Linked DNA regions of Homo sapiens: region 2 is linked to region 1. Evidence: read pairs that join two places in POLR2A ChIA-PET (ENCODE). Cell type or tissue: OCI-LY7. All regions are shown on one strand.

Region 1 (2,500 bases):
TTATTCTTTCTAAGAATTACTGCATTGTTGGAATTAAGAGACAGAGTTTGTTGAGGTAAATTTATACTTTTTTATACTTTTTCTAGATAAAATCCTAACCTTTTCCTCATTTTTACTATGAGCTTTTGGTCCCCATTTAAATTGATGCATTTTATTCCCAGAATATGAAGACCTCCTGGGCTTACTAGACATTAAAACTCCCCATCGTTTATAATACGTGCTTGTTTGCCTGTCTTCTCCATTGGTGTCAACTCCATGAGATCAAGGACGGTGACTGTGTATTGACTATTTAACCCCTAATTATTCCTGGCACATGTGAGACATTCAATAAATCATAGCTTACCTTGACAGACGTAACTCATCTCTATAGGTTCTATTAAGGCCATTAATTACCACTAGAGCTACAGAGTAACAGTCAACCAACTCTAGTCGGGACGTGGGGATCCAAATTTAGCAGGCAGCATTTGGGTTTGGAAAATGACCTGGTTTTTAAAAAACAATTCCTGCAAATGTCCTGCTGGAGTCTGGGATAAATAATGAGTATAGAGCAAGTGATTATTCAAAGTAGATCAAGGAATACTTACAAACAAGATTTCTTGCCCTTTGCCCATCTCCTCAACACAAGTAAACCCCACCATCTACTCTTTTTGTTCCCATTTCAATTGCTATGTAAAAAGTTCACAAAACCAGGCTGATGACAATCATCTGAAAACCTAATTTTTCAAGCACACGTGAACCCTTAAAATTGTTCAAGAATCCTCTAATCTGCAGTGCCACAGGCCTCCTGTTGCCCACCCCCTCCAGTCTGCTCCAAACATTTTTCCTCTTCTGTCCCTCTCTTCAGAAGATACTCTTCTCTCCAAACGCACCAAAGAGAAAAGCTTTCACATGAGCTCTTCCACTCCTATACTTCTCATTCCTTTCCCTCTCCCTCCTAACTCGAGGTGAGAAGGAGGAAAGACCCCAGAGCCCAACTGCACTGCCTTCTGTAAGACACATCTTCTCCCCTATTATACTCAGCCAGCAAGCATTCCCACCTTTAAGCACAACAGAAATCACTCATGTGTGCTGGTCTATGATTCTCAAACCACAACCTTAGCACCAAGGTTATATGTGGTTCCTCCCTAAGGGAAAAGCACACCTCATCTTCCTGAGATAACCACATTTAGCTTCAATGAACATTTTTACAGAATTTAAAACTGAGACGTTTCCAGTCCAAACATCACACATTTCTAGATGATTCATTTTTCAAATGTTCCATCAATGGCATCTACCCACATATTTTCCCATGCTTATTAAGACCCACCAGTATATGCCTGGCCCTCTGCTAGGTACATGGGGGAATAAGGCCCATGTCTCAGTATCTGGGGAGCTCACAGTCTAAAGAGGAAAGCAGACACACTGGCAGATAATGTCAGCAGCACTGGGTCAGTGCTTTGATAGAGGTTCACAAAGGGAACACAGAAGAGATTCTAGAAAGTCTTCCAAGAGGAAGTGACACCTCACTGATCAGCTTGACACTGATTGCAAAGTCAGGAGACCCACCTGGGTTTGAGTACCAGCTCTGTTACTTACTGGCTGTGGCCTGAGCCATGCTCTTCCTTCCCTACATGTGAAATGGGAATATCTACCCTCACATGGTTCTTTTGAGGCTGAAACATATGTAAATGCACCTATCACAGTGCCTGAAACTGAGTACAATTTGTTTCACCCTGATAATACCGTACTCTTTGATAACATCAAAAGTCAAAGCAACCTCAATAAGAGAAAAACACAATCCTCTTTGGGAGCTCTAAGCCAGTCTCACCCAGTCTGGGCATTCTGCTTTGCTCACAGCTGCTAATCTCAAACTGTAAATTGATTACGATATTTAGTTAAGCTCAAGAATCTCTGATTTATGTCCATAATTAATGTCCCATTGTGATACCTATTATATCTATGCAGGAAAATATATGTACTGAATGAGTAGAAATATTAATTTGCATTATGAAGAAACACCAAAAACTCCCATAAAACATCTGTGCTTATATAAATCTACCCAAACATACACTTGGATTTGATTTTGGAAACAAGGCTCTTTTCTTTCTTGATGGGCATTCAATAATTGTTGCTTTTAGAGAGTGGCTTTGTCATCTTATTTCTATGAGAGTATTACTTTGATTGAAGGAGATTGCTCAGGAGGAAAGCACAGAGGCACTTTTCTGTTATCACCGGTGAAGTGTTGGTAACATGAGATCTTTGGAATAATGGCACCTGCACTGACAATTCAGTGTAATTCTCAATATTTTCCATTGAGCCCAGGCAGGGTGAGCACATAGGCCTTTCATCATTTTCCTAGGAGAGTTTATGATGCTGCCTACTCCTGTATTCACACACCTGCAAGACTTTCCCCATTCAGAGTATCTTATTTTATGGTTTAAATTACTACTGTAATATAATGTAATGGGTTAGTGAGGTTCTAACTAAGGCCCACCCTACTGGAGCTTTCATAGCCTAGGAA
Region 2 (2,500 bases), 520 kb after region 1:
TCCACATTATCCTGAGAAGCAAATCATCCACCTCAGGTGAGGCTTTGCATTGTCTCCCACCAAGGGGAGGCTGCTCTTCTCTAGCAAAGAGGATGGGAGATCACTTCTACCAGTCCAGACTTTCAGGGGAATCTGAGGGTCCGGTTTAACAGGAATACCCACACAAATGTTCCCCTCCTAGGTTTCAGGGTCCCAGTCTTTCCCTACTGGCTCTCTGATTTCAGCATAGAAGTCTTTCTGGAGTAGTGAATTTAGCCCCCTGTGTACTGCCACTACTCTTGCAATCAGATCTTAGGTCTGATTTTCAGCACAGTCTGCCTTCTGGCTTCAGGAGTTAATGGTCTATTTCAGCACCACCCTGTGAGCCTTCCGGCTTTCACACTGGGACATAAATTGATAGTTGGCTAATCTGAGCCTGCCATTTTCTTTGTTTAGGGCTTTAATTGCAGTTAACTTCAGCCAAACAACTCTGCAATCCTTACAGTTACCATTGCCCCCTATCTCTCAAGTGATAGAGATATACCACTGTGTTTCCTTCCACCTACAAATCTTCCCAATCCAATCAGGTGACAGCCTTAGCAAGACTGAGGCTACAGCACACCAGGTGTTACCACCACTTCACTTACCACCAGAAATGTGGTTTTTATTGCCATCTTGACTGTGAGTGATTGCGTCCAAGAAGCCTATCTTGAGAATCTACTTCCCAGGACCATTTGCAATACCAACTGTCTCAGGTTATGTTCCCCTAGAAGCAGATCCTGAGACAAGGATTAAGTGTAAGCAGCTAGTTTATTTTAGAGCTGATCTCAGGAAATAACAATAGGGAAATGGGGAAGCAACACAAAGAAGGAAAAGCAATAAAGTATATGTGTTAATAAGCAGGCTCCCACTATGGGCAACTAAGGCTCCATGTCACCAGGGAACTGTCAGAGTAGAACATGCCGTAGAGCTGTCCTACTCAAGGGGAAAGGAAGCTGGTATATTTGTCCTTCCACTCCTGTGCACCCTTGGCTGAATGCTATTCCTGAGGGTGTTAACAACCCCATGCTTCTGGCCTCAGCCAACCAACTCTGCAATATGGTGAAGAGGAAGCACTCAGGCAGAAAATCAATCACAGGTGCTTGTGCAGGACACCATCTGCATGTACCAGAAAATCAAGTACCCAGGGGATCTGGGTGGGGCACTGACTGCAGCAACAGGTCTATTGAGAGTACAAGATATACATGCATTGCAATTACTAAAGAATAAAAAGAGCGAAGTTACTGAAAGCTTACTATGTTTAAGCATTTTACATGCTGTTAACTCCTTTCATGTTCACAATAACCCTGTTAGTTGACTACTATTAGGATCCCCATTTTACAGGTGAGGAAAATGAGACACGGAGGTACTAAGACATGGAGATACTTGCCCAACATCCCACAGCAAGTAAATCACTATTCTTCAAGCTCCATGAGGGCTGTTGACTCTTCACCGATGTGTATTTGGTGATTTTGTTCACCAATGTATATTTAATAGACATTTAATGTATCTTTGCTACGTAAAATGTATATTTACAATGTATATTTAACAGATTAAATGAATGATGAGATTATCTCGTATGTACACAATGAGCTCCTCGAGGACTGGAACTGGATCTTTTGGTCTTGGTATTCAGAGCACCTAGCACTCAATGAGAATTTATTGAATAAATGAGTGAATGACTTAGGTAGGGGCTGAGAACTGGAAGTCTCTTCCTCTGCCACAAATAACTGTGGGAGCTTGGCTAAGTCACCTCCCTGGCTTGGCTTCAGTTCCCCACTCTAGAAACACGCCACACCACACTTGCCTCGTACCCTTGCAGACCCTTGCTCAAGTACCACCACTGCCATAATTCTTGGACTCTCATTGGCACTGCCAGTCCATTGGCCCCACCTCTTCTCACTATCCATTGGTCCCCTCCTGGCTTCCTTCCTCTACTTGAGTGATTCAATTTCACCCCATCATCTTCCCGGTGGTGTGTGAGTTTCCTACGGCAGATGTAACAAATTACCAGAAACTGCATGGCTTCAAGCAAAAGAGTCTATTCTCTCACTGTTCTGGAGGCCAGAAGTCTGAAATCAAGGCGGCAGCAGGGCCGAACTCCCTGTGAAGTCTCTAGAGGAGAACCTTCCTCATCTCTTCCAACTTCTGGCTCCAGGTGTACCTCGGCCTGGGGCTGCATAACTACAGTCTCTCCTCCATCTTTACATGATCTTTTCCTCCTCTGTGTCTTGTCTTCTTCTTTTTTTTTTTTTTTGTGGTTGTTATTTTTGTTTTGTTTTGTTTTGTTTTGTTTTGTTTAGAGGGAGTCTCTCTCTGTTGCTCAGGCTACAGTGCAGTGGTGCCATCTCGGCTTACTGCAACCTCTGCCTCCTGGGTTCAAGCAATTCTCGTGCCTCGGCCTCCTGAGTCTCTGGGATTACAAGCACCCACCACCACACCCAGCTAATTTTTTGTATTTTTTAGTAGAGTCGGGGTTTCG

The links. Peaks named below come from ENCODE experiments on the same cell type or tissue, not always from the same donor. Only the 100,000 strongest peaks of a DNase experiment are listed, where the experiment ranks them.
Region 2: POLR2A ChIA-PET joins it to region 1 with 17 read pairs; 1 of 35 experiments calls an interaction of 5 or more read pairs at or near these places.

What each region holds. Positions count from the first base shown.
Region 1 is chr9:123,683,480-123,685,979 of GRCh38, forward strand. The region is part of intron 5 of DENND1A (DENN domain containing 1A); the gene reads right to left. Among named protein-coding and RNA genes, the nearest start is that of MIR7150, 200 kb to the left of the region's middle. RefSeq lists an enhancer at 1,363-1,412. In OCI-LY7, no CTCF peak of the experiment used is centred here; a DNase peak (open chromatin) is centred at 1,492; H3K4me3 peaks cover 550 bases; H3K27ac peaks cover 888 bases.
Region 2 is chr9:124,205,492-124,207,991 of GRCh38, forward strand. No RefSeq gene overlaps it. Among named protein-coding and RNA genes, the nearest start is that of NEK6, 51 kb to the right of the region's middle. In OCI-LY7, no CTCF peak of the experiment used is centred here; DNase peaks (open chromatin) are centred at 343, 630 and 1,110; H3K4me3 peaks cover 1,452 bases; H3K27ac peaks cover 2,365 bases.